2 separate regions of the Homo sapiens genome follow, and region 2 is linked to region 1. Evidence: read pairs that join two places in POLR2A ChIA-PET (ENCODE). Cell type or tissue: OCI-LY7. All regions are shown on one strand. Region 1 overlaps NXPE3 (neurexophilin and PC-esterase domain family member 3). Region 2 overlaps CEP97 (centrosomal protein 97).

Region 1 (4,000 bases):
ACACCCATTCTCTCATGCTTGGAAGAAGCTGCTATTCCTACTGGCTATCTAAGAAGAATGGAATTATTAATTTTATTTGACTTATTAATTTTAAACGAGTTTAATTTGGGATCATTTAGTAAGTACTCTTTTCTTTTTGAGCTGTGATAGATTATAGTCTAGTTTAAGTTGCTCCTAAGTAGACAGATGAAGAAACTAGGGAGGCTTTAGAGAGGAAGACAGATGCTTGAAGTATGAACAATATATACCCTTAGAAGAATGGGTCAAATAATTTGGGTTTTTAATTTAAAATAGGAGGGCCCCAGATCTTACTTTCCTGTCCTTGAGGAACACCTTCAAGTTTTTAAAGTATTTTAGGGGGAAAGAAGATTTTTAATTGTTTCTGAGCCTAATGAGGTAATAAAATATATTAAAATAGTTTAATTTTAATGGTCCTTACGCTTTACAGTACCTAAGGATCACTTGTAGTATCTGACAAAAATGCAGAATTAAAGAGTCATGGCAGGGTGTGGTAGCTCAAGCCTGTAATCCCAGCACTTTGGGAGGCCAGGCAGGAGGATTGCTTGAGGCCAGGAGTTTGAGACCAGCCTGGGCAACATAGTAAGACCTCATCTCTACAAAAAATAAAAAATTATCCAGGTGTGGGCCGACAGTCCCAGCTACTAGGGAGGCTAAGGCAGGGTGATTGATTGAGCCCAGTAGTTTGAGGCTGCAGTGAGTTATGATTGCGCCACTACACTCCCACTTGGGCAACAGACAAGAGATCTTATCTCTAAAAAATTTTTGTTAAATAATAAAAGAATTAAGGCCAGGGATGTTGGCTCACATCTGTAATCCCAGCAGGGATTATAGTCTCGGGAGGCTGAGGTGGGCGGATTGCTTGAGCCCGGAAGGTCAAGACCAGCCTGGGTGCCATGGTGAAACCCCATCTCTACAAAAAAATACAAAAACTAGCTGGGTGTGGTGGCACCACCTGTAGTCCCCGCTACTTAGGAGGCTGAGGTGGGAGGATTGCTTGAGCCCAGGAGGCAGAAGGTTGCAGAGGTTGCAGTGAGCCTTGATTGTGCCACTGTACTCCAGTCTGGGCAACAGGGCAAGACCCTGTCTCTAAAAAAAAAAAAAAAAAAAAAAGAGGGACCATGATGCCTCTGGGATTTATGAAACCAACCTTTGTGGCGAGTGCTCAGTGATTCTGATGCAATGGTGGTATTCCACACTGTGAGAAACACTAAGAGAAGAGGTAAGATAGAATGAGGGAATAAACATGGCTTGTTTATTATTTTGGGGGATTTACCAATAACTGGTTTAATTCTGTTCATGATCCAATAGTATTGGTGATATTAGCTCCATTTTATAGATGAGGAACTCATGTTTAGATCTGAAATAAGGTATGTGAGAGTCCATATCTCTTTTCAGCTAAACTTGTGAGACTTTCGTAAAGAAGCGTTTGTATTTATTTATTTGTTTTTGAGACAGGGTCTTGCTCTTTTGCCCAGGCTGGAGTGCAGTGGCATGATATGGCTCACTGCAGCCTTGACTTCCTGGGCTCAAGGGATCCTTCTGCCTCAGCCTCCTGAGTAGCTGGGACTACAGGTATGTACCACCATGCCCAGCTAATTTTTGTATCTTTTTGTAGAGACTACATTTTGCCATGTTGTCCAGGCTGGTCTTAAACTCCTGAGCTCAAGCATCTGCCCACCTCAGCTTCCCAAAGTGCTGGGATTACAGGTGTGAGCCACTGTGCCCAGCTGAGAGTTTTTCTTGTCGTGAAAGAACTTGACATTTCCTCAAGGATTTATAAAGGAGGCTGAGGAGTAATTTTCCCAGGAGAATTTTAAAAAGAAAGCGGGCATTGCTCCTCCAGTGGTTTGGAATGATGCCACTTGATTGTGCAAATGATTTCTTATGATCTTGTCTGGTTTTCTGTTATTTTTTGATTTGGTGACATAGCTCTCAAAGATTTGGTGACACAGCTTCTTGAGTCACTTTCATCTCTCTTAAAAAAATTTTTTTTTTAACAACTTTTAAGTTCAGGGGTACATGTGCCAGTTTGTTTCATAGGTAAACTTACGTCATGGGGGTTTGTTGTATAGATGATTTCATCACCCAGGTGTTAAGCCTAGTACCCATTAGTAATTTTTCCTGATCCTCTCCCTCCTCCTACCCTCCACCCTCCAATAGACCCCAGTGTGTGTTGTTGCCCTTTATGTGTCCATGTGTTCTCATCATTTAGCTCTCACTTATCAGTGAGAACAACTTTCATCCCACATCTAATTTGTCTTTCTTCACTCTGGTGTGGAAATTTTGATAGAGATTCCAATATCACTTAAACGTTTCCCAGAATATTTAGATAGAATAATTTAGTTTCTTCTGAAAAGTTTATTTTAGGCTAGTGCCACATGGTTGTGAATATTAGCATGGTAGCCAAATAATAGTTTGTTTAAATGTATATTTCCCAATATAAATATAAGGGGCATCATAATTTTTAAAAACTATAAAATCTAGAAGAAAAATCTATGGATAAAATCCATAATTCTATCATCTGAATGCAATGAACATTAGCATTTAGGTATATTTTCTTGCAGGTTTTTTAACCATATACTTATAGAGAATATGTAATTTGGGTCTGTGTTTTTTACATATAAATATTTTTCTATGTTAAATAGTCTTCATAAGTTAATTATAAAGATCTGCTTAATAGTTCTGCTACTGCAGTTTTCATTATTAGATAAGTTGGTCATTATAGTTGGACATTTAGGTTTACAATATTAAAGCAGTGGTTTATATCAATTTCAGTGGTTTAAAATATGAATTTCTATTTTGGAATGAAAGTATTAATTTAATGTAGTGAATCTCATATTCCAGAACTGAGATGATTGATTTGATGCTATTTGTGACAGACAGAACCCATAATAAAGCCTTTCTATGCAAGTTACATTTTATAGAATTATCCTACTAAAAGTAACCTTTCTTCAGCGAATGCAAAACAGACCTTTGGTGTTCCAGTATGATTCATTTTGCCATTCTGAACAACTATCATTTTAATTAAGACCATTTAACTGACACTTCCTGGATTCAGTTATTAAGTTTCAGATTGAAACTTGATCCAGTTTAATAACTGAATCCAGTTTCACATTTATCAATCTGAAAACTTAGTTTGCAGATTGGTAAATCAGGGTACTTGACAAGAATAAATATGGTACGCCTTTATATATTCATGTGTTACATGCCAGAAATGAGTCTGTTTCTGGACCCTGTTCAAGGAAATAGTGATGACTGAGAGAGGTACAGGGAAATAAACACCCAAGGGAAACAACAGAAATAAGCCTCCCCAACTTTCTAAAAAACTGCTCAGCATTATCTCTGTGGATTCTGGGTAAATTCAGCTTTTTAACATCAGCTAGTCACTAATGCCAGAAATTCCACTTCAAGTGTATTTATTTTCTTGTGTTAAGCATTATTCTACCTGGTTTATGTCTACAATGTAGTATTAGTGTACTTAGGATTCTTGACACCTCAGTGTGCAATAAATAAAATTTTGAAGTTGTTGTTTTTCATTTGAAGGTGAGACCACAGCCCCTGAGTGCTAAGGGGACCTGGGAATCCTAGGGGAATGGAGGTGGTGGACGATAAGAGGATGGTTGAGGGCAGGAGTTTAAAGGACACAGAAGCTAGGAGAGCAGAAAATGTACTCCACCACCTTCTGTCTAACTTGTCTCTTAAAAGTGCTTTTACATTTTAACTTTTTAAAAAAATGTGGGCCGGGCATAGTGGCTCATGCCTGTAATCCCAGCACTTTGGGAGGCCGAGGTGGGCGGATCACCTGAGGTCAAGAGTTCAAGACCAGCCTGACCAATATGATGAAACCCCATCTCTACTAAAAATACAAAAATAGCCAGGTGTGGTGGCACATGCCTGTCATCCCAGCTACTCAGGAGGCTGAGGTGGGAGAATCGCTTGAACCCGGGAGGTGGAGGTTGCAGTGAGCCGAGATCATGCC
Region 2 (4,000 bases), 92 kb before region 1:
GTGCACCTCATCATGCCTGGCTAATTTTTTGATTTTTAGTAGAGACCAGGTCTCACTATGTTGCCCAGGCCGGTCTCAAACTCCTGGGCTCAAGCAATCTTCCCTCCTTGGCCTCCCAAAATGCTGGGATTACAGGCATGAGCCACCACACATGGCCTCTATTTTGATATTTTAAAAGAAAATGAAAAAGTGTGTTAGAAATTGCTCAGTGTCTCATAAGTTAAATCTCACAGCATGCCTAGTTGCTATGCCAAGCATGTGTTTTTGGACAAGTCTTTAAAATATCATGAGCTTAGGATGTTGGTATGAAAACAGAGAGTTGGACCAGAAGATCATCAAGGACCCTTGTAGCATTAACAGTCTTTGATTTGTGTGTGATGAGAAATATAATAAAGTAGATTCCTTTATTCTTATATGTACCATTTTGGTGTTGTCACAATAGGCCAATTTATTTGTAATCTTTTCATTTGTAATTCATACTGTTTTTACTTTCAAGACCCTGCTTTTACATGGAAACATCATCACCTCTCTTAGAATGGCACCTGCTTACCTACCCAGAAGTCTTGCTATACTTTCTTTGGCAGAAAATGAAATCCGAGACTTAAATGAGGTAAAATTTGAGGGTATTTTGTGAGATTCAGGAAGCTGGAAATCCTAGGAAAGACACAGGAGAGGGTTGTGAGCTTACTTTTAGACTGTGAGCATCTTGGAAGAAACTGCCATTCATATGAAATGCTTGGCTCTAGATCTTTCCACTTTTCCTTAGTGTCAGTGGGTCATTAAGGTCTAATTTCCTTTGTAAAGCTGTAATTATCATTCCACTGGGAGGCGATTGGTGGTAGAGGGACATCTACGTTATAAGGGTTTATAAGACTCCCTGTCCACCTTTCCTGGCTGCTGTGATGTTTTCAAAATAGGGTTATTTCTGCTAGGAAACAGTGCTGATATTTGCCAGGGGATTTTGTGCAGCAGGGACAGATGGCTATATTGTTGAAACTTTGGAAGTCAATGGACACTTGTCACTTTTCAGAACAAGAGGGAAATTATCACATTCTCAAATGCTGCCAAAGATATGTAATCAGTGGAAATTTTGTGCTTGACACTGAATAGTCCTTTTGTTCAACAAAGATATCTTTTGTTCCAGATCTCTTTTTTGGCATCCTTAACTGAATTGGAACAGTTGTCGATTATGAACAATCCTTGTGTGATGGCAACACCATCCATCCCAGGATTTGACTATCGGCCGTACATCGTCAGCTGGTGCCTAAACCTCAGAGTCCTAGATGGATATGTGATTTCTCAGAAGGAAAGGTAAACATGTGCTCTTTAACATCACAAATGTTACTGAAAAGACCATTTCTAGTTTACTACAGATTAATAGAGTATTTCTTAAAATGTGCATTTAGATAACAAGAGTATTAGTGCAGTCATGTAGCAGACTATATGCTGGTCATTTAGGATTTTCTGTCATTTCTAAAAAAGGATAAGAAATAAATATTGGCCTGGTGCAGTGGCTCATGCCTGTAATCCTTGCACTTTGGAAAGCCGAGGCAGGAGGATTGCTTGAGCCCAGGAGTTTGAGACCAGCCTGGGCAATATAGGGAGACCACATCTCAAAAAAAAAAAAAAATTAGCTGGGTGTGGTGGTACACACCTGTAGTCCTAGCTACTTAGGAAGCTGAGGTGGGAGGATTGCTTGAGCCCAGGAATTTAAGGTTACAGTGAGCTATGGTTGTGTCATTGCACTCTACCTTGGGTGACAGAGTGAGACCCTGTCTCTGAAAAAAAAAGAAGAAATCTCGGCCCCAGAGATTGGAGCTAGTAGTCTTAGTGCCCTACATACAACAATTTGATTTCTAAAAGTTCTTTTGTTAATCAGTTGTTTGGAGCTTGGAACACTTTTGCTTAGAAACCATCATGTTATAGATCCTGTGTAGGATCTCAGATCAGTCTCACAAAAGCTTGTAATATATTAATCTATCACATATATAAGGGCCGTATTTTTTATTCATTTTATTTTCTATTTTATCATCCAGCTCCAAATGCCATGTAAGGGCAGTATTAGTAGTATCTTAGAATTCTCCAAATACTCATTATAATGATAACTCTGGGAAAATGCAGAGTTTTAATTTGGAACTAGTAGCAGATGTGGTGATTGGTCCTCCTCTTCTTTTTTTTTTATTTTTTTATTTTTTATTTTTTTTTGAGACGGAGTCTCGCTCTGTCGCCCAGACTGGAGTGCAGTGGCGGGATCTCGGCTCACTGCAAGCTCCGCCTCCCGGGTTCACGCCATTCTCCTGCCTCAGCCTCCCGAGTAGCTGGGACTACAGGCGCCCGCCACTACGCCCGGCTAATTTTTTGTATTTTTAGTAGAGACGGGGTTTCACCGTTTTAGCCGGTATGGTCTCGATCTCCTGACCTCGTGATCCACCCGCCTCGGCCTCCCAAAGTGCTGGGATTACAGGCGTGAGCCACCGCGCCCAGCCTTTTTATTTTTTTTGAGACTGAGTTTCACTCTTGTTGCCCAGGCTGGAGTGCAATGGCGCGATCTCTGCTCATCACAACCTCCACCTCCTGGGTTCAAGCGATTCTTCTGCCTCAGCCTCCCAAGTAGCTGGAATTATAGGCATGTGCCACCACACCCAGCTAATTTTGTATTTTTAGTGGAGGCAGGGTTTTTCCATGTTGTTTAGGCTGGTCTCAAACTCCTGACCTCAGGTGATGCGCCCGCCTCGGCCTCCCAAAGTGTTGGGATTACAGGCATGAGCCACTGCACCTGGCCAGGTTCTCCCCTTCTTATACCTGTGAAGCAGCAGAAGCAAGAATTCCCCCACCTGTAAATCATTAATAGTTTCTGTGGCTTGGAGCTGGGATCCCTGCAGAATGGAGTCTTCTGGACCCTGATACCTGATCAGTGGAATGAGAGCTTTAGGGGAGGTAAGGAACTAGGATATGGGAAGGAGGGAGTGGAATTGGGATAGTGAGAGTTGAGATGACTTTATTCTGTCTACTATGCTTCATTTAACTTTTTTCTCTCAGTACATACACACATGCATTATGGACTCAACACATACATTATCCCTCGCCTTTTTTTGTTCTTCTCTACTACAGACAGTAGTTACTTCAGGAGTTTCCTGATGGGAGGACGGGTGGTAGATTACAGACAGCGTCTCCCTTCTCTGTCTCTCTGCTGTTTTGTATAGTTTCTGAGTAAAGCACAGGGCCGTGAGGAATGGCAGCCAAGAGCTAGATAGTGGTGGTGCTGGTGTAGGGTGAGGGACATATGTCAGGTCTAGTTTGCCTACAGGAAAGGGTGGCTTTTCTTTTTCCTGCTGTGAATGTTGCTCTGAGAATAAACCTTATTTTGTTTCAAACTGTGACTAGTTCTAGATTTGGAATATGGGTTTACTTGGATAATCCTCTGTACAGTTGTTGACTTCTTCTGTGGGAGTAGGACTGGCAACATTTTCATGTCTGAGAGGCAGCATGGTGATGTGGGCAGAGATAAAGGTTTGGTGTAAAGAGAGACCCACAAAGAGAGATGAGACCTGCTTACGATAGACAGGGGAAGGCTTCACTTTTTTCTCTGCTATCTATTAGCTGTGTGGCCTTGTCAAGTTCCTTAGGGCTTTTCTGAGGCTAAGTTTCCTCATCTGTAAAATGTGAATAGCGGTACTACCTTGCTTTCATGGATGGTAGGATTAAGGATGATGTATAGAACATAGGACTGGTCATATAGTAGGTGCTTAATAAATGATATTATATAAGGATAGAGACTAAAGGTTGAAGAGTTTGTTGAAACTAAAGAGAGTGTCAAGACAGAAAATATTTGTTGATTGGATAAATAATGATAAAAAAGTCTGTGTTTCTATACTGTGGAAATGGTTTTATTCCAAGTGACTTTAAGGTGAATTTGAATATTTTTTGAGCTTTCTCCATAATGCTTTGCAAACATTTAATTTCAGAGACTTCAGGAGATAGGGAAGAGTGGGCTCCCACT

The links. ChIA-PET counts read pairs that join two places held together with the same protein. Peaks named below come from ENCODE experiments on the same cell type or tissue, not always from the same donor. Only the 100,000 strongest peaks of a DNase experiment are listed, where the experiment ranks them.
Region 2: POLR2A ChIA-PET joins it to region 1 with 6 read pairs; 4 of 35 experiments call an interaction of 5 or more read pairs at or near these places.

Annotation. Positions count from the first base shown.
Region 1 is chr3:101,822,993-101,826,992 of GRCh38, forward strand. NXPE3 (neurexophilin and PC-esterase domain family member 3) reads left to right here. Exons shown (of 8, transcript NM_145037.4): 8 at 1-4,000. Among named protein-coding and RNA genes, the nearest start is that of NFKBIZ, 25 kb to the right of the region's middle. RefSeq lists a silencer at 3,826-3,905. In OCI-LY7, no CTCF peak of the experiment used is centred here; no DNase peak of the experiment used is centred here; H3K27ac peaks cover 913 bases.
Region 2 is chr3:101,731,344-101,735,343 of GRCh38, forward strand. CEP97 (centrosomal protein 97) reads left to right here. Exons shown (of 11, transcript NM_024548.4): 5 at 497-610; 6 at 1,145-1,311. Among named protein-coding and RNA genes, the nearest start is that of CEP97, 8.7 kb to the left of the region's middle. In OCI-LY7, no CTCF peak of the experiment used is centred here; no DNase peak of the experiment used is centred here.